2 separate regions of the Homo sapiens genome follow, and region 1 is linked to region 2. A link is a loop called in an ENCODE intact Hi-C map of the cell type or tissue named here. Cell type or tissue: Calu3. All regions are shown on one strand. Each heading gives the region's core, and the rest is flanking DNA. Links, peaks and the distances in the headings are about the cores only. Region 1 overlaps PLD5 (phospholipase D family member 5). Region 2 overlaps PLD5 (phospholipase D family member 5).

What was found. Hi-C counts contacts between places; a loop is a spot of excess contacts. Peaks named below come from ENCODE experiments on the same cell type or tissue, not always from the same donor. Only the 100,000 strongest peaks of a DNase experiment are listed, where the experiment ranks them.
Region 1: it touches region 2 in a loop (1.9-fold over the local background); 1 of 110 quality-filtered maps calls a loop at or near these places.

The regions. Positions count from the first base shown.
Region 1 is chr1:242,141,764-242,157,553 of GRCh38, forward strand. The region is part of intron 5 of PLD5 (phospholipase D family member 5); the gene reads right to left. Among named protein-coding and RNA genes, the nearest start is that of MAP1LC3C, 150 kb to the left of the region's middle. In Calu3, for the core only: no CTCF peak of the experiment used is centred there; no DNase peak of the experiment used is centred there.
Region 2 is chr1:242,232,975-242,248,764 of GRCh38, forward strand. The region is part of intron 4 of PLD5 (phospholipase D family member 5); the gene reads right to left. Among named protein-coding and RNA genes, the nearest start is that of MAP1LC3C, 240 kb to the left of the region's middle. In Calu3, for the core only: no CTCF peak of the experiment used is centred there; a DNase peak (open chromatin) is centred at 7,237.

The sequences.
Region 1 (15,790 bases), core at 2,720-10,719, 91 kb before region 2:
CTGAGCAATGCCAAGGCAGGTACAGGAGCAGCCTCCCCTAGAATGAATCAGAATTCTGCTTTTAAGGAGGACTAGATATGTAGTTTACAGAAATCCACCTGCTGCCTCTGACATTTTGTGAGTTCCTCAATAATCTTGCATCTCCACTTCCAGATTTGATCTTTCTTAGGTTCTTTATATTAATATATATAACATCTATTTCACATCCCATTCATTGACAGCTCATCCACTCATATATTCATTCAACAAAGTCACTGAGTGCTCACTGTCCTCAAGTCTGACCAGAAGCCTGGATCACAAGGACAGCAGCATATTCCTTGCCAGCTGGGATCTATGACACAGAGGGGAGAGAGAGGAACAGCAGAAAGGTTTTGGCCTCCTCTTCATGAAGACTTCATCTCCTCAGAGGACAGCTTAAGGCTTTTTCTTTTGTGGGGAGCATAAATGCCACCTGTACTCCAGAACTATCTGCTGTAAAAGGTTTTGAAAAGTAAAATGATATGTGCTGTATAAAAGAGAAAAGCCTTCTATGGTAGGATGGTTAAGAGGTGACTTCTCTGTTTGCCTTTCTAAAAGAAATCCTTCTTAATGGCTTTTTGATGAACCTTCTCAAATAGTCTACATAGATAAGAGCAGACATTTATCTGACTTACATGTGGCCTGTACAAAATATTCCCCTTTGTATATTTCCAAATGGGAGCAACGTACATATTCTACAACTGCCTATTTTTCCACTTAATTTTGTCCTATATCAGCACATATACTTTATATATTCTAAGATGTGTTGCCAATGCTAAGAAAAGGACTGAATGGGAAATCGTTAAATAGGATGGCTGTTTTCTAAGAACCTATAGCTATCCACTTCTTTACACTAATGTTTCCCTAGAAAGGATTTTTAACCTCTGGATCATGCGTGGAGTACAAATGCTGTAAGGTGTAGAGCTGTGTCTTTCTCTCTCTCTCTCTCTCTCTCTCTCTCTCTGTCTCTATCTCTCTGTCTCTCTGTCTGACAGAGTCCCTCTATGTTACCCAGGCAGGAGTGTACCTCTGCCTCCCATGTTCAAGCGATTCTCCTGCCTCAGCCTCTCAAGTAGCTGGAATTGCAGGCACCCACCACCATGTTGGCTGATTTTTAGTAGAGATGGGGTTTCACCATGTTGGCCAGGCTGCTCTTGAACTCCTGACCTCAAGTGATCTGCCTGCCTCGGCCTCCCAAAGTATTGGGATTACAGGCATGAGCCACCGTGCCTGGCCTCTTTTTTTTTTTTCTCTCTCTCTTTTTGAGACAGAGTCTCCCTTGGTTGCCCAGGCTGGAGTACAGTGGTGCCATCTCCGCTCACTGCAACCTCCATCTCCTAGGTTCAAGCGATTCTCCTGCCTCAGCCTCACAAGTAGCTGGAACTACAGGCACCTGCCACGACGCCAGCTATGTTTTTTTCTTTTTTTCTTTTTTCTTTTTTTGTATTTTTAGTAAAGGTGGGATTTCACCATACTGGCCAGGCTGGTCTTGAACTCCTGACCTCAAATGATCCACCTACCTCAGCATCTCAAAGTGCTGGGATTACAGAGATGAGCCACTGCACCCTGCTAGAGCTGTGTGTTTCTAAGGAGAGAGTCCATAGATAGGCTTTTGCCAAGTATTCTGTGATTAAAATAGCTAATAGTTTGATTGGTGAATGACTGGTGAATTAAGTGGATATGAAATCACCTCATGGAAGTGGTAAAATTTCAAACAAATCTTGAAGGATCTTAAAACCGTATTTATAGTTTCAACTGGCAGAGTCAGGAGGACATTCCCAGCAGAAAAACAGCATAAATAAAGGTCGGGAGGTGAGAAATATCAGAAATATAAACCCCGAGGAGGGAAAGTCCTGGTGAGTGGTCAGCTCCAGATGGCAAGGACTAGTACATTAAGGAGTGGGTGATTGTCCTTTATCTTAGGACTCAGAAATGTAGCTGCCTCAGGGACCAGAACAAACATACAATGTAAACACATGACTAGAGGGGGCTGATACTGAACCAGGAAGCATATGCCCCAAATGACGACATTCAAATTTTATATTTTATTTCTTTCCTTTTTTTTTTCCTTTTTTTTTGAGTCAGAGTCTTGATCTGTTGCCCAGGCTGGAATGCAGTGGCACGATCTTGGCTCACTACAACCTCCCCTGCCAGGTTCAAGCGATTCTCATGCCTCAGCCTCTCAAGTAGCGATTCTCATGCCTCAGCCTCTCAAGTAGCTGAGACTACAGGCTCCCGCCACCACGCCTGGCTAATTTTTATATTTTTAGTAGAGATGGAGTTTTGCCGTGTTGACCAGGCTGGTCTTGATTCCTGGCCTTAAGTGATCTGCCCACCTTGGCCTCCCAAAATGTTGGGATTACAGGTATGAGCCACCACACCCAGCCTCAAATTTTATTTTTTTAAAAAATATTATTAAACAAACCAAAATTTCTGCAGGCTGGGAGCCACCACACCCAGCCTCAAATTTTATTTTTTTTTTAAAATATTATTAAACAAACCAAAATTTCTGCAGGCTGGGTTGGCCCTCACACCATAAGTCAGCTTGGGGTATTAAGTGAAATAACATTACTCAATTTCTCTGAAGCTGAATTAGAAAGAAAAGAAACTAGAAGCAGAGTGTGGAAGAGATAATGAAGTCCCAAACCACAGACACACGAGGTAATTGTGGTAGCACCTGGGGAATGAATGGGTATGTGGGGATAGAGAATGAAAACAGGTTAGGTGCGTGGCTCATGCCTGTAATCCCAGCACTTTGGGAGGCTGAGGCGGGAGGATCACTTGAGGTCAGGGGTTTGAGACCAACCTGGCCAACATGGTGAAACCCCATCTCTTCTAAAAATACAAAAATTAGCTGGGTGTGGTGGCACGTGCCTGTGGTCCCAGCTATTCAGGAGGCTGAGGCAGGAGGATCACTTGAACCTGGGAGGCAGAGGTTGAAGTGAGCTGAGATTGCGCCACTGTACTCCAGCCTGGGTGACAGAGTGAAACCCTGTCTCAAAAATAAATAAATAAATAAAGAGAATGGAAAGAGACAAAGCTGACTCCTGGGTTTCTTAAGTGGGTGGCTTGAGTGAACAATGGACATAGAGAATCTGATGCAGCCATGGTGAGTTGTAGTACATTTGGGAACTCTAAACAGTGATATGAATATTAATGATAGTAGAAAGAGTAAACAAGAATTTGGGCTCTTACTGTTTTATAAGTTTTCTATGTATTAACTCACTGAGCCCTCAGAACAACTATGTTAGGTAGATATTAAAACTATTATTAGCCCACAGCTAACACATGGTGCAACTGAGGCCCAGAGCAGTTAACACCAAATGCTTAGTAAAGGATGGTACTAGAATGTGAACACAGAGCAGCTCCAGGATCCACACCCTCAGCCGCTATGCTCTGTATCCCCCTGGGTGGGTTGGTGACTCTGATCTAGGAGTTCAAGGCAGGGATCAGAGATGGTGACATAAACTTGAGAACCATCTCACAGAAATAAAGGCTGTCACTTCAAGAGTAGACAGTTTCCTCAGGAAGAATAGGTAGGCTCTTCAGGATGTTATTAGCACATTTGTCTATTAATATATGTCCCTCATTGAGGACAATGACCTTGTTTGTCTTACTGACTGCTGTATTTCCAGTACCTAGTATGTCGTGGATGTTTGATAAATATATGTTGAATAAGGGAATGAAATCCCAGGGAACACCATTATCTGAGGGAAGAACTCAGTATTTAAGAACCCACAACAAGAGACAAAGAAGAACTAATGAAAAGGATAGGAGATGAATGCAAAGATTCAGTGTCATAGATGATAAGAACTTTTTTTTAATTTTTAAAAATGGAGGACAATTTCAAGAAGACAGCAACATGGCCCATCCAACAGGAAGTCTCATAAAAGGAGCATTGAAAAGTCCACTTTTCTGTCTCGCCCTGTTGCCCAGGTTGGAGTACAGTGGCATGATCTTGTGTCACTGCAACCTCCGCCTCCTGGGTTTAAGTGATTCTCTTGCCTCAGCCTCCTGAGTAGCTGGGATTATAGGCGCACACCAGCACCACACCCAGCTAATTTTTGTATTTTTAGTAGAGACAGGGTTTTGCCACATTGGCCAGGCTGGTCTCGAACTCCTGGCCTCAAGTGATCCACTCGCCTTGGCCTCCCAAAGTGTTGGGATTACAGGCGTGAGCCACCACACCCTGTCATTTGCCAATTTACTTAAAAGTACATAGGAAAGTTTTCTGTGTTTCTAAGAGACTGTTCTTAAAGTTGAGCAGGGGTCAGAGATGGAAAGTGGGGAGTCCCAGAGGAATTCATCAATCAAGCTGATTGATCATGATGTTATCATTATCAGTGTTGCTTACCAAGCTCAAGAGTAAAGGTGAAGCCAAGAAGGGAAAGTGAGTTTTTAAAGACTTCTTATTTGTGTGTTGTTACCCTTTGCTCACAGTTCGCTTTCTTTTCTTCTTCCTGGCATTAAACATTTCTCTTCACTCAGTTTTTAGCAATTCAGTAGACTTCACTTCCTGATTCCAAATGACCTTTTTAATTTGTAAATTAATAAAAAGATAATACAACCAGTAAGTAGCCTATGCCTGAACATTTAGATGAAAAGGTAGTGTGATTTTTCTATTGTTGATACATTATATTAGTACAAATACAGATAATGTAATAGTGAATACATCAAAGTCTATTTACCTAAAAAAACCCTACCTTAATTTTTATAAGAGAGATGGCTTCAATTTCCCCTTCTCAAATAATTTTAGGTTTTTTTCACAGCATGCCATACACTTGAAGAAATTTTTATAGAATGCCACAATTTTATAAGCACTAACAGGAACACTTCAGATGCTTTTTCTAGAGTTATTTTTATGACTCAGAAAAACAAAGATTCTATATATTAAAAAGTTCTTATATTAAAATGACAGCAAGAGCTGTGGAAGAAACATGGAGTAATTTATAAGAGCAGCTCGTCGATATTCACTGAGGTTACTCAAGCTTAGTGCAAGAGAATGCTAAAAACCAGCCACCTTTTGTCCTGTTACTGGTTTCATTTTCTCCATGGGAATCACGGACTCACAGGAAGCCTTTTCTAAAATTCTGTGCTGGGTAATTCAGAACCAACAGAGGCTCTGCATTGCTAAACAGTTCATGTATTCAAAACTAATGTTTAGGTGAGTGACAGTTTTTAAATCCATTACCATTAGAAAACCACAGGTTTTAAGAAAATTTTATTTTCCATTTATATTGAGGTACAATTGACATATAGTAAATTTCACCCTTTTAAGCACACAGTTCTTAGAATTTTGAAATACAGTTATGTAACCACCACCACAATCAAGATACACAACAGTGCCATCGGCCCCTAAAATTCCCCCATGCCTCTTTTGTAACCATCCCCTCTTCAAACCGCAGCCCTTGGCAACCACTAATCTGTTTTTCTTCCTGTAGTTTGGCTTTCTTAAGAATGTCGTATAAACTGAGTCATGGAGTAGGTAGCCCTTGGTATCCTGCTTCTTTCAGCTAGCATAATGCATGTGAGATCCATTCATGCTGTTGTGCAAAACAGTAGTTTGTTTCTTTTTATTGCTGAGTAAGGATTTTATTGTATGGAATGTACCAGTTTGTTTATCCATTCTCCAGTTGAGAAACATTTGGGTAGTTTTTAGTTCCTGGTGATGACAGATAAAGCTGCTGCAAACATTCATGTGCATATTTTCGTGAGGATGTAGTTTTCATTTCACTTGAGTAAATGCAAAGCAGTGAGATTGCTGGGTCATACAGTAAGTATATGTTTAACTTCTTAAGAATTTGCCAAACTTTTCCAGTGTGTCTGCACCATTTCCATTTCCACCAGCAGGTATATGTGAGTTTAAGTTGCTTTGTATACTTGCTGGAACTTGGTATTTTAATTTTTTTATGTTTTGAATATTTTAGTTATTCTAATAGCTGTGCATTGGTGCCACATTGTGGTTTTAATTTGCATTTCTTTAATGACTAATTTTGTTGAAGGTATTTATATACTGACTTGCTGTCTATGTGGGATGTGTCTGTTCACATATTTGGCACAGTTTTATTGGACTGTCTCTTTTCCTATTAAATTTTGAGAGTTTCATTGAGTTGGAGAATCTTACATATTCTGGATACAAACCCTTGACTAGAGATGTGATTTACAAATATTGCTGCTCAACCTTTGGCTTTTATTTTCATTTTCTCAGCAATTTATTCCAACAAACAGTACTTAATTTTGATAAAATTCAATGTATCCATCCTTTCCCTTATAGATCATGTTTTGAAAATTTTAAGCTAAGAAATCTTTGCCTAAGCCATGATCACAAATATTTTTCTCTTTGTTTTCTTCTGGAAATTATATAGTTTTAGTACTTATATTTAAGTCTATGGTCCATTTTGAATCGATTTTTGCATAAAGTATGAATCTAGATCATTTTCTTGCATATGTATATCCAATTGTTCTAGTAACACTTGTTGAAAATTAATCGGCTTTGCACCTTTGTTAAAAATCAATTGGCCATATATGTGTTGGTCTATTTCTGGACTCTATTTGCTTTCATTGGTCCATATGCCTATTCTTTCTATAGTATGACACTGTCTAAACTTAGTATAGTAGGTCAGAAAATCAGGTAGTATGAGTCCTCTGCCTTTCTTCTTCTATTTCAAAATTGTTGTAGCTGTTCTAATTCTTTGCCCTTTCTAAATAAATGTTAGAATCCATTTGTCAATTTTTGTGAAAGTCCTGAGGGGATTTTAGTTGGAATTGCATTGAACCTATTGCTCAGTTTGAGGGTAAGTAACATTATAACAATATAGCATTTTCTAAATGACAAATACAATATAATATCTCCATTTTAAAGTCTTTTTAAAATTCATTTGATGAGTGCTTTGTAGTTCTTTACATACTTTGTAAGATTCATACCTAAATATTTCATAGTTTTGATATTATTGTAAATAATACTGTCTTTTAAATTTCTAATTGCTCATGCTATTGGTTGGGAACATTGATTTTTGTCTATAGAAACACTGTATATAGAAAACATAACATTTCTACATACAGAAACATTAATTTTTGTATACTGATCTTATATCATAAAACTGTTCTAAACATACTTAGTTTTAGTAACTTTTTAATAGATTCTTTGGGAATTTTTACATAATCATGTCATCTGCAAATAGAGAGAGTTTTATTTCATCCTTTCCAAGTCTATGCCTTTTATTTCTTTTTCTTGCCTTACTACACTAGCTATGACTTCCAGTACAATGTGCAATAGGATTAGTGAGAACGTTGTTGCTGACCTTAAGGGGAAAGCATTTAGTCTTTTTCTATTAAATATAATGCTAGCTGTAGGTTTTACGCAGACGCTCTTTATCAGGTCAACAAAGATTCCTTTTAACTCTAGTTTTCTGAGAATACCAGAAATGAATGTTGAATTTTGCCAGAGTCTTTATTTGAACTCAATGTGATAATTTTACGGGTTTGCTTCTTTAGTCTTTTGATACAGTATTTTACACTGATTGTTCAATACTGAACTAGCCTTGCATTCCTGAGATAAACTCTACTTGATCATTTTTTATACATTGTTGCATTTAATTTGCTAGTATGTTATTGAGAACTTCCCATCCATGTTTATGACAGATACTCATCTTTCTTATAATGTGTTTGTCTCATTTTGGTATTTGGGAAATGCTGGCATCATAAGATGAGTTGGAAAGTGTTTTACTTTTTTTTTTTAATATTCTGGAAGAGTTTGTGGAGAATTGTTACTGTTTCTTCCTTAAATATTTAGAATTCATCAGTGAAACCATCTGAACCTGGAGTATTTTTTAATAGGAAGTATTTACTACATATTCAGTTCCTTCAGAAGACTTAAGTTTTATACACATACACACACACACACACACACACACACAGATTTAGTAGTTGATGTCTTTGAAAAAATTTATCTGTTTCATCTAAATCATCAAAGTTATGGCCATAGAGTTATTCATGGTTTCTCCTCTTATTTTTATAATGTCCTTAGGGTCTGTAGTGATGTCCCTTCTTGTATTCCTGATATTTATGATTTGTGTCTTCTCTCCTTTTTCTTTGGTCAGTCTGGCTATATGTTTGTCAACAGTGTTAATTTGTTCAAGAACTAGATTTTTATTTTATTATTGAGACCTTCATCCTAACATAAGCATCTTGTGTTATAAACTTCTTTCAAGGCACTGCTTTAGTTGCAACCAAAATTTTTGATATGCTCTATTTTTATCTTCACTCAAATCAAAATATTCAATTTCCCTAAGATTTCCTCTTCACACAATCAATATATGGGATATTGTCCAGATTTTTTTATTGATTTCTAGTTTTTTATTCATATATTCACAGATTGTATTCATTATAAGTACTTACTTTTTATAATTTCAATTTTTGAAATGTATAACATTTTATGACCAACAATATTGGCTCTCTTGAGATATGTTCCATATGTGCTTAAATATAATATCTGTTGTACTGTTTTGGGATACAGTGTTCTATAAACATTGGTTAGGTCAAGTTGTTGACAGTGTTTTCAAGTTTTCTATATCCTTACTGATTTTCTCTCTACTTGCTATCAATTACTATAAACTGAATGGTGAAGTCTTCAGTTATAATTGTGGGTTTGTTTATTTCTCCTTATACTATTATTTGTTTTTGCTTTATATATTTTAAAGCTCTCTTTTTAGATGCATATACATTTAGGATTATTATGGATTCTTGGAGAAATGACCCTTTTATCATCATGTAATGTTGCTCTTTATTTCTGGTAATAGTCTAGTCACTTTTCTGAAGTCTATTTTGATACTGTTATAGCTATTCCAACTTTCTTTCGACAAGTGGTAGCATAATAAATTTTTAGAATCTTTTCATTTTTAGCCTATTTATATTTAAAGTGGCTTTTTTGTGGACCATGCATAGTTGGGCCTCGCTTTTTTATCCAATCTGTCAATCTTTTTCTTTTATGTATGTTTACACCAATTATGTTTAATGTATTAATGACATGATTAGATTAAAATGTACTATTTTGAGGACTCTCTTCCATTTTTCCTCATCTATTTGTTGTTTCTTTTTAAGGTTTTTCTCCCTTCATTTAGATTTAGTATATTGTTCATTATTCCATTTCTGTCTCTATCCTCAGCTCATTCTTTATGCATTATTTAAAATTTTTAGTGGTTTGAGTTGTTGCCCTAGACTTTACAATATAGATTTTTAATTAATCAGAGTCCCTTCAAATAATACATACCACTTTATATATAATATAAGGACCTCACAACAATATACTTTCAATTCCTCCCTCCCATCCTTGGTATTATTGTCATATTTTACTTTTATGTATTCTAAAACATACAATATATTGTTATGTTTTCCTATAGACATCGGTTATCTTTTATAACAATTAAAATAAAAATATTTACTTTCATTTATTCTGTTTCCAGTGCTCTTCATTTTAACATTCAAGCTTCTTTCTGTGATCATATTCTTTATGCCTAAGGAACTTCCTTTAACATCTTATGTAGTGCAGCTCTGTTGGTAATACAGTTTCTTAATTTTTCTTAGAGAAAATTTTTGTTTTCTCCCTCATAACTTTTTTTCTAATTTTGGAAGAGTTTTTCACCAATTATAAAATTTGGGGTGGACACGGAGTTTTTTCCCCCAGCACTCTAAAGATATCATTTCATTGTTTTCTGGTTTGCAGAGCATCCCAAAAGTAGGCTCCTCTAACTCTTGTCAATATTCCTATATGTAATATATTTTTTCAGTTTTCCTGTTTGTCTTTGGATCTTTGGTTTTCCGCAGTTTGAATATGCCTAGTATTTGTTTCCTTACTTGTTTGCTTTGTGTATTCTAATGCTTGATGGTTTCTGAGCTTCTTGGATCTATGGTTTGCTGTCCATCATTAATTTTTGGAACATTCTAGGCTATTCAGACATTTCTTCTCAGTTACATAAATTACTCAAGTACATAAATTTTAATCCTTTTTACATTGTCTTTCAGCTTTGAATTCTGTTCTTGTATTTTTTTCTTTTTCTTTTCAAATTAAATGTTTTATTTTGAGATAATTTTAGACTCACAGGAAGCTGTAAGAAACAGCACAGAGAGATTCCTTGTACTTTTTACCCAGTTTCTCCCAGTGGTAACAACTTGAAAATCTATAGTATAAAATCCACACCTAGAATATTGACATTCACACATTCAATATGTAGAACTTTTTTTTTTTTCAGTGCTGCAAAGGTACAAAAATTTATTATCATGCAGTTTGTGGTTCAAAAGTTCAAGACTCATCTCCCTGGGATAAAATCAAGGTGTCAGCAGAATGGAACTCATTTCTGGAGGCTCTAGGGGATAATCCGTTTTCTTGCCGTTTCTGGGTTCTAGAGGCTGCTCACCTTCCCTGTCGCATGGCCTCTTCCTCCATCTTCAAAGTCAGCAGTAGTGGGTTCAGTTCTCATGCTGCCATTTCTCTGGTCCTTTTTGTCTAATTCCCTCTCCCAGTTTTAAGAACCCCTGTGGTTCCATTGGACCCATCTGTATAATTAGGATAATGTCCCTATTTTTTTTCTTATTACACTTTAAGTTCTGGGATACATGTACAGAATGTGCAGTATTGTTACATAGGTATACATGTGCCATGGTGGTTTGGTGCACCCATCAACCTGACACCTACATTAGGTATTTCTCCTAATGCTATCCCTCCCCTAGCCCCCTACCCCCTAACAGGCCCCAGTGTGTGATGTTTCCCTCCTTGTGTCCATGTGTTCTCATTGTTCAACTCCAAGTTATGAGTGAGAACATGTGATGTTTGGTTTTCTGTTCTTGTGTTAGTTTGTTGAGAATGATGGTTTCCAGCTTCATCCATGTGCCTGCAAAGGACATGAACTCATCCTTTTTTTGTGGCTGCGTAGTATTCCATGGTGTATATGTGTCACATTTTCTTTAACCAGTCTATCACTGATGGACATTTGGGTTGGTTCCAAGTCTTTGTTATGGTGAATAGTGCCACAATAAACATACGTGTGCATGTGTCTTTATAGTGGAATGATTTATAATCCTTTGGGTATATATCCAGTAATGGGATTGCTGGGTTAAATGGTATTTCTTGTTCTAGATCCTTGAGGAATCGCCACACTGTCTTCCACAATGGTTGAACTAATTTACACTCCCACCAACAGTGTAAAAGTGTTCCTATTTCTCCACATCCTCTCCAGCATCTGTTGTTTCCTGACTTTTTAATGATTACCATTCTAACTGGTGTGAGATGGTATCTCATTGTGGTTTTGATTTGTATTTCTCTAATGACCAGTGATGATGAGCATTTATTCATATGTTTGTTGTCTGCATAGATGTATTCTTTTGAGAAGTGTCTGTTCATATCCTTTGTCTACTTTTTGATGGTTTTTTTTTCTTGTAAATTTGTGGAAATTCTTTGTAGATTCTGGATATTAGCCCTTTGTCAGATGGATAGATTGCAAAAATTTTCTCCCATTCTGTAGGCTGCCTGTTCACTCTGATGATAGTTTCTTTTGCTGTGCAGGAGCTCTTTAGTTTAATTAGATCCCATTTGTCAATTTTGGCTTTTGTTTCCATTGCTTTTGGTGTTTTAGACATGAAGTCTTTGCCCATGCCTATGTCCTGAATGGTATCGCCTAGGTTTTCTTCTAGGGTTTTTATGGTTTTAGGTCTTATGTTTAACTCTTTAATCCATCTGGAGTTAATATTTGTATAAGGTGTAAGGAAGGGGTCCAGTTTCAGTTTTCTACATATATGGCTAGCCAGTTTTCCCAGCACCATTTATTAAATAGGGAATCCTTTCCCCATTGCTTGTTTGTGTCAGGTTTGTCACAGATCAGAGGGTTGTAGATGTGTGGTATTATTTCTGAGGCCTCTGTTCTGTTCCATTGGTCTATATCTCTGTTTTGGTACCAGTACCATGCTGTTTTGGTTACTGTAGCCTTGTAGTATAGTTTGAAGTCAGGTAGCCTGATGCCTCCAGCTTTATTCTTTTTGCTTAGGGTTATCTTGGCTATGTGGGCTCTTTTTTGGTTCCATATGAAGTTTAAAGTAGTTTTTTCCAATTTGGTGAAGAAAGTCAAGATTGATGGGGATAGCATTGAATCTATAAATTACTTTGGGCAGTATGGCCATTTTCATGATATTGATTCTTCCTATCCATGAGCATGGGATGTTTTTCCATTTGTTTGTGTCCTCTCTTATTTCCTTGAGCAGTGGTTTGTAGTTCTCCTTGAAGAGGTCCTTTACATCCCTTGTAAGTTGTATTCCCAGGTATTTAATTCTCTTTGAAGCAATTGTGAATGGGAGTTCACTCATGATTTGGCTGTTTGTCTGTTATTGGTGTATAAGAATTCTTGTGATTTTTGCACATTAATTTTGTATCCTGAGACTTTGCAGAAGTTGCTTATCAGCTTAAGGAGATTTTGGGCTGAGAAGATGGGGTTTTCCAAAGATACAATCATGTCATCTGTAAACAGAGACAATTGGACTTCCTCTCTTCCTATTTGAATACCCTTATTTCTTTTCTTGCCTGATTGCCCTGGCCAGGACTTCCAATACTATGTTGAATAGGAGTGGTGAGTGAGGGCATTCTTGTATTATGCCAGTTTTCAAAGGGAATGCTTCCAGTTTTTGCCCATTCAGAATGATATTGGCTGTGGGTTTGTCATAAATAGCTCTTATTATTTTGAGATACTTTCCGTCAATACCCAGTTTATTAACAGTTTTTTAGCACGAAGGGGTGTTGAATTTTGTCAAAGGCTTTTTCTGCATCTATTGAGATAATCATGTGGTTTCTGTCATTGGTTCTGTTTATGTAATGGATTACATTTATTGATTTGTGTATGTTGAACCAGTCTTGCATCTCAGGGATGAAGCTCACTTGGTCATGGTGGATAAGCTTTTTGATGTGCTGCTGGATTCGGTTTGCCAGTATTCTATTGAGGATTTTCACCTCGATGTTCATCAGTAATATTGGCCTGAAATTTTCATTTTTTTGTTTTGTCTCTGTCAGGTTTTGGTATAAGGATGATACTGGCCTCATAAAATGAGTTACGGAGGATTCCCTCTTTTTCTACTGTTTGGAATAGTTTCAGAAGGAATGGTACCAGCTCCTCTTTTTACCTCTGGTAGAATTCACTTGTGAATCCATCTGGTCCTGGACATTTTTTGGTGGGTAGGCTATTAATTATTGCCTCAATTTCAGAACTTGTTATTGATCTATTCAGGGATTTGGCTTCTTCCTAGTTTAGACTTGGGAGGGTGTATGTGTCCAGCAATTTATCCATTTCTTCTAGATTTTCTACTTTATTATTTGCGTAGAGCTGTTTATAGTATTCTCTGATGGTAACTTATATTTCTTTGAGATCCGTGGTGATATCCCCTGTATAATTTTTTTTGTGTGTCTATTTGATTCTTCTCTTTTCTGCTTTATTAGTCTGGCTAGTAGTTTATCTATTTTGCTGATCTTTTCAAAAAAACCAGATCCTGGATTCATTGATTTATTTGAAGAGTTTTTCGTGTCTCTATCTCCTTCAGTTCTGCTTTGATCATAGTTATTTCTTGTCTTCTGCTAGCTTTTGAATTTGTTTGCTCTTGCTTCTCTAGTTCTTTTAATTGTGATGTTAGGGTGTCAATTTTAGATCTTTCCTGCTTTCTCTTGTGGGCATTTAGTGCTATAAATTTCCCTCTCCACACTGCTTTCAATTTGTCCCAGAGATTCTGGTACATTGTGTCTTTGTTCTCATTGGTTTCCAAGACCATCTTTATTTCTGCCTTCATTTCATTATTTACCCAGTAGTCACTCAGGAGCAGGTTATTCAGTTTCTATGTAATTGTGTGGTTTTGAGTAAGTTTCTTAATCCTGAGTCCTAATTTGATTGCAGTGTTGTCTGAGAGACTGTTTATTAGGATTTCCATTCTTTTGCATTTGCTGAGGAGTGTTTTCATTCCATTTATGTGGTCAATTTTAGAATAAGTGCGATGAGGTGCTGAGAAGCATGTATATTCTGTTGATTTGGGTGGAGAGTTCTGTAGATGTCTAATTAGGTCTGCTTGGTCCAGAGCTGAGTTCAAGTCCTGAATATCCTTGTTAATTTTCTGTCTCATTGATCTGTCTAATTTTGACAGTTGGATGTTAAAGTTTCCCACTATTATTGTGTGGGAGTCTAAGTCTCTTTGTAGGTTTCTAAGAACTTGCTTTATGCATCTGGGTGTTCCTGTATTGGGTGCATATACGTTTAGGACAGTTAGCTCTTCTTGTTGCATTGATCCCTTTACCATTATGTAATGCCCCTCTTTGTCTCTTTTGATCTTTGTTGGTTTAAAGTCTGTTTTATTAGAGATTAGGATTGCAACTCCTGCTCTTTTTTTGCTTTCCATTTACTTGGTAAATATTCCTCCATCCCTTTATTTTGAGCCTATGTGTGTCTTTGTATGTGAGATGGGTCTCCTGAATACAGCAGACTGATAGGTCTTGACTCTTTATCCAATTTGCCAGTCTGTGTCTTTTAATTGGGGCATTTAGCCCATTTACATTTAAAGTTAATATTGTTATGTGTGAATTTGATCCTGTCATTATGATGCTAGCTGGTTAGTTTGCCCATTAGTTGATGCAATGTCTTCATAGTGTCAATGGTCTTTACAATTTGGTATGTTTTTGCAGTGGCTGGTACTGGGTGTTCCTTTCCTTGTTTAGTGCTTCTTGCAGGAGCTCCTGTAAGGCAGGCCTGGTGGTGATAAAATCTCTCAGCATTTGCTTGTCTGTAAAGGATTTTATTTCTCCCTTGCTTATGAAGCTTAGTTTGGCTGGATATGAAATTCTGGGTTGAAAATTATTTTCTTTAAGAATGTAGAATATTAGCCCCTACTCTCTTCTGGCTTGTAGGGTTTCTGCAGAGAGATATGCTGTTAGTCTGATGGGCTTCCCTTTGTGGGTAACCCAACTTTTCTCTCTGGCTGCCCTTAACATTTTTTACTTCACTTCAACCTTGGTTGAATGTGACAATTATGTGTCTTGTGTTTGCTCTGCTTGAGGAGTATCTTTGTGGTGGTCTCTGCATTTCCTGAATTTGAATGTTGGCCTGTCTTGCTAGGCTGGGGAAGTTCTCCTGGATGATAACCTGAAGAGTGTTTTCCAACTTGGTTCCATTCTCCCCGTCACTTTCAGGCACACCAATCAAACGTAGATTTGGTCTTTTCACATAGTTCCATATTTCTTGGAGGCTTTGTTCATTCCCTTTCATTCTTTTTTCTGTAATATTGTCTTCTAGCTTTATTTCATTAAGTTGATCTTCAATCTCTGATATCTTTACTTCCAATTGATCAATTCGGCTATTGATACTGTGTATGCTTCACAAAGTTCTCGTGCTATGTTTTTCAGCTCCATCAGGTCATCTATGTTCTTCTCTAAACTGGATATTCTAGTTAGCAATTCGTCTAACCTTTTCTCAAGGTTCTTAGCTTCCTTGCATTGGGTTAGAACATGCTCCTTTAGCTCGGAGAAGTTTGTTATTACCCACCTTCTGAAGCCTACTTATGTCAGTTCATCAAGCTCATTCTCTGTCCAGTTTTGCTCCCTTGCTGTTTAGGAGTTGTGTTCCTTTGGAGGAGAAGAGGTGTTCTGGTTTTTGGAATTCTCAGCCTTTTTGGACTGGTTTCTTCCAAACTTGGTGGATTTATCTAACTTTGGTCTTTGATGTTGGTGACCTTTGGATGGGGTCTCTGAGTGGACATGCTA
Region 2 (15,790 bases), core at 2,549-10,548:
CAAAACCCCGTCTCTACAAAAAATAAAAAATTAGCCAGGCGTGGTGGCAGGAGCCTGTAATCCCAGCTACTTGGGAGGCTGAGGCAGAAGAATCGCTTGAACCCGGGAGGCCAAGGTTGCAGTGAGCTGAGATTGTGCCACTGCACTCCAGTCTGGGTGACAGAGCAAGATTCTGACTCAAATGAATGAATGAATGAATGAATGAATGAATGAATGAAATAAAAGGCTTATTCATGTTAATTTGAGCTTGGTCACTGAAAGAAAATTAGGTCATTCTTTGGTCAGGTATCTGTGACAGGTATAAGGGACTGAGTCTCAGGGGAAGGGAATGACTTGCCTGTTGCCCACAGCTACCAAGTAAGGTGAGACCCAGGGTTTTAAGTTCAAATTCAGGATTCTCCTGGCCTCTGGCTCAGAATCACACAACAATCTGAATGACTCTGATGCCCTAGAGAGATGTTCCTCTTACAAGTGGGAACGCTTAAAATAAATCACTATTAGAAGAGACTGATTTCTAATGAGTCCCCTATTCAATATTGTTCCTTAAGAAAGGCTAAAGGAAGAGAGAGAGAGAGGAGTTGGAGGTAGTGAGGGCGGCAGGGAGGGAGGGAGGGCTGGCGGCAGGCATGCAGGCAGAAAAGAAGCAAGCAAGGAAGCAAGCAAGCTAGCTAAGTGGTCCTTCAGAGGTTTGGCTTTGTTCATTATCTCCAGCAAGTAGCATAGTGCTGGCCATGTTTTTGGGTCCAATACACATGAAAAATAAGACTGACTAAGTGAATGAGTGAATGAATCAATGTTTGCAAACAGCCCCCCTCTAGCTGTGTGTGTCCCTCTCTGTCTCCTCCTACACTCTCTGTCTCGGAATAACTGAGTGAAAGAAATCAGTCGTGGCCTCCAACAAAGTCAGACTAAATGTACTGGGGCGGAAAAGGAGCCAGCATTGTGAAGGAAATATGCTAGAAGAACAATCCTTTCTACATGGGAGATGTGGTTAAATTAAACTGTAAAGATGGTTCCATTCCAAGCCAAATTAATAACAAAAGGAAAAATTAGGCAGCAAGACAGGACTAACATGACTTAAACAAAACTCCCAAATGTTAACGCATTTGTTCCTTCCTTTGAGAACCAATAGTTTCAATATTTATTCTTCTTCCAGAAAAAAAAATTACAATGTGTCTTCCATTCCAAATGAGATACAAATTCATTTCTTTACTTCTCAAGTTATCACAGAACTCAAAGGAGGTGAAGGAGGGAGGGTTTCTTTGTAACCCTCTCTGAAGGCTCTGAAGAAAAATCCAGCCAACCGTGCATTGAATGCCTCTAAGACTTCTAAGTTCTCCTTAGCACTGCTCCAGTCTTAAGGAGCCCCACATCTTATGAACTTAATGGCCATCAGATCTCAACACTCTTGCCAAACCCCTGCTGCAGGACAAAGACAGTGGCATTGAACTTTTTTTTCAGAAAAAGAAATGGGTAAGAGTTAAACCATATATGAGACCAGGACAAGGTGAAGAGGCAATGCCAGGTGTCAGCAGGAATCATGGAGCTGGTGGAACAGTAGAGTGAACTCCAGGGACTGGGGAGGCAGACGATGGAGCAGAAAATGGGGACCTAGGGAGAGGGTTTGGGTGGTCCAACTTAACACCTGGAGATGCCACCTGCTGGGAATTTATTGACCCACTTCGGTTTTCTTGCTTCTTGGTGGTACAAGAGTGGCACGTGCTCACCTCCCTGGACGTGTGGGCACCAGACATGCTCTGATCTTTCCTCTGGTTTCTTCCTTTCTCAGTCCCTGATTCTGCCAATAAGCCTAACTGGGGATGGGATGGGAAGGCAGAGTGCAGTAGGAGGGAGGGAGGTGAGAGAAAGGCTCTGAAGAAAAGTCCTGTGGATGGCATCTCTAGTTAGTTCCTGGTGTAGACTTGAGGGCCCTGACATCCGACTTCCTAGTTCGAATGTTGCTTATGCCACTTAGCAGCTAAGTGTCCCTGTACAAACCTGTGCCTTGGTTTTCTTCTCTATAAAATGGGGATGAAATAAGAGAGGAAGTATGTTATAGAGTTTCGTGAGCTCTAAATGAGTTAATAGATTGAAGCACCTGCGTGACAAAAGTGCTCTGAAACGTGGATCTCTGTGCAGTTCCCTTTTGTAACCGCTCATCACAAGAGTCATTTCTTATTTAGCATTTGTCTTCCTTGCTAGGTTATAAGCCTCATGAGGGTAATAACAGGGTTCTGATTTGGCCACATCCAGAGGCATTCAACAGATATCTGCTGAATGAATGAATGAACCACCTTTAGATCACCTTTAGTATTCCCTTCATAAGTCACCAAGAAATAACACAATTCATTTAATAGGCCTGTGGCCATTCAATTAGGTGATAGAACTAGGGATGAATGTTCAACTTTTAAAATTAAATTCTTCCTGATTAACGTCGGTTCACTGTACCCAGCAGAAAGCTCAGTGTATATCCTAAAAAGGTCCCTAAGTCTTCATTCAGTCTGAGAAACTCAGAAATTTCAAATGGGAAATGCTCCTGGGCCATGGAAAGGAAGGGAATGGTAAGAAGAATATGAGAGTATCAGGATTTGGGGGAGAAGGAGGGAAAGCATGTGTCTGTATGTTATAAAGGAGAGTGGAGACACTTTAGAAGAATCAGGTTCTCTAATTAACAAGAGAAGAAGCTTCAGGCAATGATCACATCGCAAGCTGGAGTAGGAACCTGCTGTGCTCCTTGCCGTTCTTGAAGCTGTTGGTGTCCAACTTCCTTTCAAGGAAGGGCTATGCTGGCCCAGAGATCCTCATCACACACCTCACAGAGAGGCATGTTGTTAACAGAAGGCTTTGCCTGGAACATTATTTTAGTGTAGTTCTCGTGTCTTCCAGTGCAGAGAGTGGGGAAAAGTCCTTCAGAAAAAGCCTCCTGCATCCCTGTTAATTCATTTGCCTGGAAGAAAGTATTAAATCAAGCTTCGATTTTCTGTAATCATGACTTTCAGTGGCACATTTCTCAAGCACATGCACAAGTGACTGTGATATTAGGTGCCACGGTCTGAACATGTGATTCGTGAAGGGGGCAGAGCCTTCTTGGATAGGATTAGCACTCTTACAGAAGAGGCCCCAGAGAGACCCCCAATTCCTTCCACCACACAAGGACACAGTGAGAAGATGGCTGTCTATGAACAAGGAAGTGGGTCTTCACCAGACATGGAATCTGCCAGCACCTTGACCCTGGACTTTCCAGCCTCCTGAACTGTGAGATATATATTTCTATTGCTTATAAGCTATCCAGTCTATGGTATTTTGCTATAGCAGCCTGAACAGACTGACAGTGGGTTAAAAGAAATGCTTCCAAGGGCTCCCAATCTAATGCAAGAACTCCCAGAAACTATGACCTATCCTGAAAAACAGACAGAATTTTATGTCTATTTTCACAAGTTTTTCATTTAGCCTAAAGTTTTACATAGCTTTTTTTATATCAAGCTCTGTCTAGTGTCTAGCGAGTCAAGAATATAAGCAATTTCTCCCATCTCCAGAATGAATTACTTTTGCTTTTGAAAAAAATAATAAAAACAACAAAAAAAAACTCACAAGCATCATAATTAGAAGCCAATAAAATTTAAATACTATTAAGAGATTTAAAGGGAGGTTTGCACCATGGGAAATCTTTTATTCTACAACAAAACAGAATTTCTGAATAGAGTTTTCATAAACTGTTTTATCACAAAGATACAATACCCTGGGGGAAAATCACCTGCTTCTAAAAATATGGGTTCACCATTTGTAGGGAGAGGAAGAAAGCCTGGCTAAGCTAACCCATACATGTGTTCCAGTAGCCATTCCTTTTTCAACTTCAGAATTCCTCCATTTCTAAACCTCTCCTTAGAAAAATGTAATCACTGTTTGAACTATCTTCCAGGTTGAAGCCTGCCAAGGAAGAATTGGGCTCACAACTGATTGAAATTAGAACTTGACAGCTTTAATTCCCCAATTAAAAATAAAAAAGAATCCAGGATACTGAAAAATTGTTCTTTTCACACAGACAAGCAATGTGTCAGTGACTGTCTTCCCACCATTAACCATGGAACAGAAAGCATGTGTGATTGTGTTTTATGAGACTGCAGCTCAGGGGAATTCTCTTAAATTTCTTTCTCCCTTTTTTTTTCTTTAAAAATCACCAAAGGAAAAAACAAACAGCTTTGGTAGATAAGTTACCAAATTCCATGATTCTCTATAAATATCAGAGCTGGTATCATGTGTCATTCACTCTGCAGAGATTGTGTAAGATTAACATGAGTTAATATTTTATATGAAAGGAAGATGACCTTATAAAATGAGTTAAGAAAAAAAAAACACTTTGTGCAGTTGGTAGAGGAAAGAATAAGGCTTCAGGTGCCAGTTCTCAACGTCTTGCATCTCAGCTCCAAATCTGTCCTTCAATACCTGCTTTGTGATAAGGGAGGGGTTTCCTTTCAGCTTTTCTCCTGCACAGACAGCATGAGGTAGAGCTTTCTTAGTAGGGGTGCTAGAGGGACAGTGCAGGAGCAAGGGGGCTCTCCTGCTGTTTTCAACTGGTGCATGGTGGGCCACTGGTGTGGGTGTGAAGAGATCTGGTGATGCTCAGTAACAGCCACGTGCCTAAAAGATATAGTCCCTCAGTGCCCTTGCAGCCCTGGCCTGGGCTGGTGGTAACATTCTTATGGCTTTCTCCACATGGATGCCATGTAGGCCAGACCCCCTATTCCCTCTGCTTCCTTGCATGCCTGGCCACCTGCTATGGCTCACCTGTGCCTTACTTGCATCCTAGAGGCAGGATTGCCAGATTTATTAAAACAAAACAAGATTCTCGTTAAATTTGAATTTCAGATAAATAACCATAATTCCTTAACATAAGTATATCCCATAAAACATTTGGGCCACACTTAGACTATAGGCAGACCAGCCAACTTTGGAATCCAGAGGGCTGCAATCACACATTCTCCGATGTGTCTGAACCCTACCTAGCTTTGCATACACCCCTCATCCCTCCTGTAACATAAATACTTTTCTTAACAGTTTTGAACCAGAGATAAGTAATTCTTTATATTACATTTCCCTTAGTTTAAGTTACTATGTGGTTTCTGTCTTCTGATTGGACACAGACTGATATACTTCATATTCAGAAAGAAACAGAGAAGAGGGTGGTGAAGAACTTTGTGAGGTAATTTGCAAGTGAGAAAATACTAGGCATGTCCAGGTATGCTTTTAAAAGCAATTCTGATCAAGACAATGCAGAGTCCTGAAAACAATAAAACACCTAATGCCAGAAGCCATCTGAATTTAGGGTTTCGGGATCTGTGGCATGAAACACCTGCTACCCTCTTCCTGCACTTCATGGATACTCTGCATCCATTGCCCCGTCAGCCCAGCTGCCCTATTGTTGGCTGCAGGAGCATCTTGCAGATAGACTGGGGGCTGATGATGCCCCTTGCTAGCAGGCGGTCTAGCAGTCCTCCTTAGAGAGTGACAAACACACCTATAAGGTGCAATGGAGAGTCATTCAAGACATGCTACTATTGAGCTGAGGAGTTTCCACGGTCTAAGTAAAAGAATGAGAAGCTTTGAAAAAAGAGATGAACTTTGCAGGGAAACTTAATTACTGGAAGTATTTTGTGTGTAAGAAACTAACATCTGAGGAATTCTCTTTGAGAGTTCTCTGGGGGAAATGAAACTTTGTGAAGTCATAGAACGCTTATACTAAAAAAATCAATTTCTGAGACATGAGCAAGTGTAGAAGTTCAATGATATGGCTATTTGAGGTTATGGGGCCATCTGAGTGAGCAGAGCCTTTGGATGACTCTGGGGCCTAGCAGGGACCTCAGGGAGAGTGGTGGGAGCCATAGCAGGCTTTCGTTAAAGCTCACAGAAGGATTGTGAAGGTTCTGCCCTGGTATCCTCTGTCTGGGTACTTAACTCACTGGAAGGCTTGTAGCATATCCCAGTTCAAGTGGGATACCTGGAGCTGCCTCAGGCCAGAGATCTGTTTGCCTAATCTGTTTGGGTTCTATATTATGTCATGAAGTAAAAGGTGATCATTCAAAATTTATAACATTTTGAGGAACAACAATCTCATCTTTCTTTGTACTGTAGTCACTCAGGGGTCTTGCATTTCTCCCGTTGGGTTATAAACTAGAAAATTGGAACTTGTATTTTATTCATTTGAAATCCCCCATTGTCTGGCACATGCTGTAGAATCTCTGTGCTCCTCAGAGAAACAATAGGAGTGGGCACAGTATCACATCTTTGTCCCATAGTCTCTGCATGTGCTCAGGAAGAAACACAGTCCTTGTTGGTGGAATGAATGATTGGAAGCCTATAATTCTAAAAAGAGAAAGCTTATGTTGTATTGACTTGTACTTGGTTCACTTTTTGAGTTACCTTGCATAATTCAATTGTTTTAAAGCCCGTTAACACTAAGTGCTTTATTTTATAACCATCGGAATTATCAAAGACAGCTGAGGAGGTCTTTGAAGATCTTTCCTTTATGTGTGTGGCTGAGGAAATGTATTGTATTTACTTATATGTACTCTGATTAACATGATTACACAAGACCAAATACAAGTGTGTAAAGAAGTCCTTCTTCCTGTCTCTCTTAGAATCTAGATCTACCAACAAGCAGCGGGAGGTGCCTGACTGCACAGCAGGTTCTGATGAAATGGAGGGTTTTTAAAACCAGACAGTCTGCACATCCACCGCTTAACCAACTTGTCCCCTCGGGCAAGTCGTTTAATCTCTCAGAGCCCCACGTAAAAAAGGAAACAATAATAGAACAGTTTTTTTAAAGCTGCTGAGAAAATTAAAAGAGGTAATCATGGGCATCTAATACTCAATAAATATTTGTTATTACTATTATTACTATTTGTGTCAGAGTTGGGGAATTGAAAACTGTACTTGGGCAAATTTGTTTAACGAAGGGCTGCCAAAAGTTAGCTGCATGCAGCTTCTCCTGGTGTTTTGTTCGTGGCTACAGAAAGGGATGCAGAAAAGAAAATTTTTTTCTGAGTGGCCCTTAGATTTTCTACCAGGAACAAACATCTACTTCACTGTTCTTAACTGTCAACCTCTTCAAGACCTCCCGAGTTGGCTGTCAAGACTTTATTTTACACTGCACATGGCAAGTGGCCAGCACTCTTACATCTATAGAAATGTTTCTTCCCTAACTCACAGGTCTTTCCATGGCCTCCACTGGCTTGGCAGCTCCATTTACTCCCCAGACACGCATTACCTTGGAATATCGATCTTCTCTTGGCATAGAGTCAGCCTCCAAATCCCATTGCTTCATCCTGCTCAGTGTCACTACTGTTTGATTTAATTATCCATCTCCACTGCTCTCCCCCAACATTCTTTTCCTTTAATATGGTTAATGATTTATAGTATTTAGTTCCTTCAACAGCTGTGCTTGAAAGACACAGTCTGGGCAGTTAATGACCTGTGAATTATTTAATAGCGAATGTAATGACCTCAGAATTGAATTGATGCTTTATTAGTAATTTTGATGGTCTTCTTTCTAGGTTTGGTGAGGTGGGCCTGAGGGAGTTTTTTTCCCTTTGAAGATACATGGTTCTGCAAAAATTGAAGGTAAATATGTAAGAAACATCAGGGAGTTTTAGGCCAAAGGCAGAGAAAGTGAAAATTTTCAGGCTTAAGGACAGCGGGAAAATGTAGTGCAAAAAAAACAAAAAATATTTTCAAGGTGAGGGTGGAGGCAGCAGGACGTACAGAGCTGGTTGATGGAGACAAGGATGTGGAGAATTCAGGGATGAAAAATAGTCGTATGTGACAAAGGAAGAAAATCAGTTAATATGGCTCTACCCTCTTTCTTCATCCTGTATGTTGACTCTTTCTTCCTGGAGCACCTCATGGACTCTATAAAGTTCTAGCTCAGCTTAATAAAAGAACATGAATCATTCTGGGAAGAGAACTGGGTGGCTGTAAAAGGTGTAACTACAACAAGGTAAATGCTGGGCAGAACAGAAATTTAGATAAACATGATTGGCAGAGATATTATTTTAATAATTAATTTGCGTTGGCCTCATTAAAAAAGGAAATAGCGTTTGAGGAACACTACGTTAGACGAGCCAAGAATCAGAGAGGAGACTCACAAAATGTAAAATTGTACTAAACCGTTCTACAGAAAGGTATGGGTTTTCTTCTGAAGTTGTTGGTCAGACCCACAAGCACTGCCTGTAGTACTGATATGATGTCAGGAAAGCTCCCCATGAAAACATCACCCGCTAGACAAAGATTGTGTAGGGTAGAAAACCCTGAGGTTACATGAGTTTTTATCATATTGAAAAAGCCCTGCTGATTATCTTTTCATGGTCCCAGAAGTTATGAGATCTTAAAAAGCCCCCTAATTTCTATTCAATTCAAATACCTAAAAATTAAGGAGCCCTAGCAAAACCTCTGAACACTATGTTCTTTTCTTATACCAACTGTCATTTCCAACTGACAATCCTTTTCAAATCTCATTAAAGGGAAGCTTATTAGCTAACTTCCTAGACTCGACAGCATGGTTAGTAGTTCTGGGTAGTGCTGAAAAATGACAAATAAGGTGGTATGCCAAAATCTGCCACTGTGTTGACCATGGTAAGCAAACTGTGTGGAATCAAACTTTCTGAGAAAAATAATTCAGAGGCCTGGAAACTTCTACAGGCCACTTGGTTATAAATGTGCGCAGGTTGGTGAGGTACAGGCTTCTCCATCTGCACTGTGGAGAAGCCAGCCCACTAATTTATTCATATGTATATTCCTATAGGCCACAAAATTTACTTATTTCTATTTGCCTCTAGGACCTCTACCAGCATTAAAAATATTGAAGAAGGCTTTGAAGAAGAAAGAACTTGCTTTACTTACTATATATATATATATATATATATATATATATATATATATATACTTACTGTATATATATATACGCTTATATATATATACTACTTATATATATGCTTACTTAAATATATACTATATATACTTACTATATATATATATATATATAGACACACACACACACACACACACACACACACACATATGGTTGATGGAGAGAAGGATGTGGAGAATTGACAAAATGATCATTAAAAAATCCAAATCAGATCAAGTCATTTCCGTCAGTACCTCAACAGCGTCTGGCACATTGTAAGAATGCAATAAACATTTGTTAAAAGAGTGAACGAGTTAGTTGATGAATGAGTAACTTGCGCGAGGTCCTAGAGCTAGAATTGTAATCTGAGTCTGTCTCATTTCATCATGATATACACCTGCGCCTGCAATCCAGGGGCAGTGCCCTGGATTCTCCAGCCTGTCCCCCTATTTTCCAGCCTGTCTTGCTGAGAGCAAACAGCCACGCTTTACCAAATTTCAAAATATGTATCATAAAATGGCTTCACTGTACACATAGTAAAGCCATAAACAGATTTCTTAGGCATTTTTAAATGTAATTTAAAGGTTGCTAAGCAGAAGAGGGTGGATGTTTTTGTCATTTTTCTAAGGTTTTGCTAAAGATCCAATAACATTGGCTAAAATCACACGCATGGGGCACTCTGTCAAGAATTAACACAACAGGTATCTTTCACCACCCATTAATCACGGATCGTAGACACATAATTCCACTTTTCTGTGTCTCAGTTTTCTGATCTGTGAAGTGAAAATAATAGCATCTTCCTTTCTGGGATGCCTGAGGGTTAAATAAGAATATAGGTAAAGCACATAGAATAACACCTATTAGTTGGAACTATCACTAACTATAATCATATTGCACATATACCAAAGATCTGTGGGGTTTTTTGGTGAGTGTTTTAGAAAGTGAAAGAACTTTTGGTAAATCATATTATTATCCTCTAATTTGGAAATGTTATAGCAAGTTGACAGTTGAATGTGTATTCCACCTCCCGGTGATTACAGGCAGGTTTTTATTACTAGAGAGTCTGTGCCTCACCTCTCTCTCCTTAGCCTCTGAAAAACTCATTCCCCATATCTTTCCTTCCAGTAAGGAATCGACATAAATGTGACAAAATGGCTTCTCAGGCAATTTCATCTGAGGAACTAAACAGAGTCCTAAAACAGTAAAAATAAGGAAAGGAGGCATCTGGGGCTGCCAAACAGACAGCTTGCTGTGCCACAAATGGGGGATTGGCACACACTTAACACATATGCCAGGGCCTGCTGTGTCTTACGCGAGCGTAAAGGCTGAGCTGACGAGGGGAGGAGGGGTAGGTTTGAGTGGAAAAAGGCAGTTTAAAGAGAGTCCGGCCAAACTGGTTTCTGAAGAAGAGATCTAGAGTGTGTACAACTCCTTCTTGGAACTCAGAGGTGAATATGACATTCTCAGTTTCTTCTGAAGAACAAATTAAATGAGGAGGGTTATAATTGCAGCTATGGAGACATAGGGTATATCCTGGGAAGAGCTTAGAACTGAACCAGAGGGCAAAGAAAGATCTGTACATAATTCAGGAAGAGATATTTACTACCAGAGGAGACCATTCTCAGCTTAGGAGAGATGGAATCCCATCTTGCCTGGAAACTCAAGCCAGGAAATATTTATTGAGCACTGGTAGTTCTATGTACATGGCAGGAATTCAATTCAGTCAACACAGTGCCTTCTAGTTTAGGGCCCTTTGGAAGGGACAATAGAAGAGGAACAAGGAGTTTGGGAAACTCTTCCTAGGCCAGATCCTGTCCAACTTGGCTCTACTATAGACAGAAGCCTCTCTGCTGCCCATGAAATCAAAAGTGAAAGCTCTCAGGGCTCCTCTCTCTGTGTGAGGCATCTCTAGCTAGCAGAGTGATTTAACACTATTCTGCTGAAAATTCAGTAGAGCTTCTGCTTTTTAATTGGAAACACGGTAATATCAGGTCTTTTCACATTCCATGTACTTTTTAGATTGTAAAACTAATATATAAGTTCCTCAAAAACACGGTAGTTTTGAATAGCAGCTGGTATTCCCATTTCTGGATCAAAATGATTTAGAAGGCATAAGAGCAATTTTTCTCTGTTCCTGAAAGCTCCCAAATTGTCTGGACCTTTTTCAAGTCTCATAACAAATTCAGAATAAATATGCCTTCCATTTAATGACATATATGCACGTATTACCTGATAGAGTGTGTTGGCCTATGGTTGGGCAGGGAATATCTTGGGATACAGAAAATATTCACAAAAGTCATTCTTTGTGATAGCATGGGAAATCAGAGGATTCATTTCATTTGCCTCCACCTAACCTGCAGTTAAATACGATGATGTATTCTTGCAGAGGAGCCTCACCGGCAGGCACATAAGCTGCTCCAAAGTACTCATGATGAGGAAGAGGTGATCCAGGAAGACTTGGTCCCTGTTCATGGGACAAATAGGAGATACACATGGGGACAAAGAGGAGACAACACAAAGTAGTATCTAATTGAGTAATAGATACGTAAGGCCGATTAGATACTGAAAGGAATTTATCCTTGGGAAAACCTCAGTGGGTACTTGAGCTGAGAAAAACAGATTCACATTCACTTGGCCAAGTATTGGCTTTAAATGAGTGGATACAAATACGTCTCCTGCAGAGGCATGGGTTTAGAAACAATGGAGAGGATGGATATGTGTAACCAGGGTGTCATTTCCAACGGCTACTAGGAAGTAAGGTGTTGGAAGAGAGTGTTGCTTCCTTACGGAGAATGCACTGCAAAAAATTCAGCAGAGCTCACCATTGTTCTGAGATTTCAGGGGTCAAGACCTCAACTTCTCATGATGCCTTCATAGGTGGTCAACAACTGTCTGTTGAATGTGTATAAACTTCTGAATCATGAGCAGACTTGGACAAAGCTATCTTTTTCTAAGCAAGACTCAGTAACAACCAATCAGAAAATAAAGTTCTACCTAAGTTTCCAAATTAGAATAAGATGGATGCCAAACTCAGAAACTCAAATAGAACTCAGAGACCTAATTAGCCACTTATGACTTCCGAAATGTTATTGAGTTATTTTACAATCTTAAACTAAATCATTTAAAACTCCACTCAGCTTATGAGTAAGTTTTGTCAATACTGATTATGCTGGGAGCCTCAGGCATGTGCCAAGTACATTACCATGCTGTTGTTTTTCCAGTATTATATAAAACCTTCAAGTTTTTCAGACTTGAACCACTGTAATACTGACTTCTGTGGGTTAGGAAAAGAAAAAAAAGGAGCCTTTTAGAGAAGGTTAATTTAAAAGATAAGCACAATTTACATGTAAGGAAACATCAAACCAGAGTAAAGGTGCTACTCTTTCAATAATGCCTTCCCAAACTGAAGCATGAACAATCTTGACTGAGGCATAATTATAGGAAATTTGCTTAAGGGAACACAGAAGCATAGACTTCATTTTCAAAAGCTGGCATTTGCCTTCTCATCAGCTTTGCTTCGTGCATAATTAGATTCATTCATCAGCCTCTTTGTTCACTGTAACAGCCTCAAATCAAGCGCTTGCCTGTTCAGCACAGCGTGTGGGGATGCAGCGGCGTAGGCTCCTTGGAGAAAGCAGAAGTTTGGCTTCAGGAGGAAGCACAGACCCATTCTCAAGCCTGTCAGAGTGAGTTAGGTCCTATCTCTGCACACCTCCTCCTCAAAACTACATGAAAGATTTAGTATCCATTGGTAGTTTTGAGTCATTCACATTCAACATTCATAAGTTGGCATTTTCAGCTGAGAAGCCCTTTAGGATATAAATGAGGAAATTTCCCTGGGAGAATCGGGGGTGGGAATGGGAATTTGTTCTTTAGGCTGCATATTCCAAGCACAGATTTGCTGAGCAAGAAAGACTGTTCTGGTGTTAGTGGGGCCCAGTACTGTGGCTTCTCACCAGGTAGACCCACCACTGGTTTGCATCTTAAGGCAGCACTTACAAAGTGAACTCACAGCCCCCCTTCTTCCTTCCTTCACAGCATTTCCCTCCTTATACCATACGCCCAAGTTTCTTTGAAAAATGTTTTAAAGTACCTATCACGTGCCAGGTACTATGTTAAATACTTTATTATCTCATTAATCTTCAGAATAACCCTAGGCAGTAGCTACTATTATTAGTCCATTGTAGAAATCAGGAGACTGAAGTTTCAAGAGGTTAAATAACTCACAGAAATGTAATTCCAGTGCTTTGGGAGACTGAGTCAGGAGGATCACTTGGGGCCAGGAGTTCAAGACCAGCCTGGCAACACAGTGAGACCCCCATCTCTACCAAAAAAAATACTTAGCCAAGCATGATGGCATGTGCCTGCAGTCCCAGCTACTCAGGAGGCTAAGGCAGGAGGATCTGTTGAACCCAGGAATTCACGGCTGCAGTGGGCTAGGACTGTATAACTGCACTGCAGCCCGGGCAACAGAGCCAGACCCTGTCTCCAATAAATAAATAAATAACTCACAGAGGTCACACAAGTGACAAAGCCAAGTACATATTCCCACTCCAGAATCTGAGTTTTCAGCCCCCACCCTATACTTGCATAGAAAAGACAACACACACACACACACACACACACACACACACACACACAAAAGCAAAATCAGCTATAATCTCATCACTCAAAGGTAACCCTTATTAACACTTTACAGATGTTTTCACATGTGTAAAACTAGATTATCTTTGAATAAAAATGAAATAACACAATAGCTTCTGTTTTGTAGACTACTGCTTTTCACTTAGCAACATAATCTAAAGATTTTCCCCTTGTTGGTGGTGTTCACAGGAAAAAATCAAACTCGGTAAAGTATTTTACAGAGGTTTATTCTGAGCCAATCTGAGTGACCATAGCCTGGGGAACACAGTCTCAAGACGTCCTGAGAAAGCGTGCTTGCAGTGGTCAGGTTACGCTTTGGTTTTATACATTTTAGGGAGACAGGAATTGTGGTGAAATCACAGATCAATACATGGAAGGCATACATTGGCTCAGTGTGAAAAAGTGAGACCCTTGAAGTGGAAGCTTATGAGTCATAGGTGGGTTTTAGGGATTCTTTTTTTTTTTTTTTTTTTTTTTTTTTGAGACGGAGTTTCGCTCTGTCGCCCAGGCTGGAGTGCAGTGGCGCGATCTCGACTCACTGCAAGCTCCGCCTCCCGGGTTCACGCCATTCTCCTGCCTCAGCCTCCCGTGTAGCTGGGACTACAGGCGCCCGCCACCATGCCCGGCTAATTTTTGTATTTTTAGTAGAGACGGGGTTTCACTGTGTTAGCCAGGATGGTCTCCATCTCCTGACCTCGTGATCCGCCCGCCTCGGCCTCCCAGAGTGCTGGGATTACAGGCGTGAGCCACCGCGCCCGGCCTTAGGGATTCTTTAGTTGGCAATTGGTTGAAAGAGTTAAGCTTTGTGTGAAACCTTGACGTCAGTAGAAAGAAATGCTTAAGAGAAGGGAGTCTGCTGTCATGTGAGGCTGTACCAGAGTCAGGTTGGACAGTAAGTCACATTATACTGGGTCATTACAAAAAACCCATTTAATGAGATTTTATGGTTCACAGGGTGTGACTTAACCCTTGCCTTGCATGGCCTTAGGTCTTGTTTATAATTCTGTATCTTATGGTCACAAAGAGTCTATTTTGTCAGTCTTATGATCTCTATTTTAACCTTAATGCTGGTCACTTGTGCCTAACTTCTAGGAGGACATGAGTTGTGTCTGACCTCCGTTCTCATCACAGCCAATAACTCAGTTTTTCAGGTTTTTTGGGGGTCCCCTTGGCTAAGAGGGGCTCCGTTCAGCAGGCTGGGGGGCTTGGGATTTTACTTCTAGTTTACAGTGGCTATTCTCCTTCAATGTGATTTTTGGATGATTGGTATTCCAACATGTGGATGATCCACTGTTTAATTCTAAAAACCGTGCTGCAGTGTACGTCTTTGTACATAATCTTTGTGAACCTAACTCTGAGCAGCTGCTGTGGCAACCTGAAGGCAATAGGCCTGCAGAATAAAGGACTGGCTGAAGCAGAATCTCTTCCCAACTGAGTCTTGTCTTCACTGAGGCCATGACCATCCAATGGCACAAATCACACCGTGACTCGTAGCACCTCTGGTCTTGCTGCTTTTTATCAAGTTGGTATAACTATGATTAAAGCTTTTGTTGAACTACTGTTATCTTTTGTTCCTCATGGTTATATGGTTATTATGCAGTTATTTTATATTTTGTTATATAGTTACTTTGCACTGAAGAAAGCAAAGTTCTTTTATCTGAGGAAGGCAAGTCCTTTTAAATTATCAGGCTGGGGAAGGCATGAAAACGAGACAGCAATCATGTTGTAACTCCCCACTTTAAGCTATGTATTCATCTCTTGAAACCGCTTACTATTGCCATAAACAGCTGTACATTAACCTAATAATGTCACACTGGACACTATAACCCACATCCTATAGCTTAAAAACATACAGCCAATCATGTGTATATCTATGTAACAAACCTGCATGTTCTGCACATGTATCCCAGAATTTAAAGTATATTTAAAAAAAAAGAAAATGACATTTAAAATACCACACCAAAAAAAAAAAGAATAGCCAATCACTGATCAATGTTATTTCTGCAAACCAAAGAGAATTCCTGACAAACAACTTTGTATCAGCCTAGTCTGTCACCCTTTTTGCCTTTAAAAGCCTGTTTGTAACAAAGGCTGAAGGGAGCTCATATCCAAGGTTAGTTAAGTCTTCTGGGCAGCTGCCCTCACTTTGGCTCAAGTAAACTCTTCAAATTATATTTTGTGCATCAGCCTCTTCCTTTTAGGTTGGTAGCATGTACTCTTTCCTCAAGAGGAACCATAATTTAT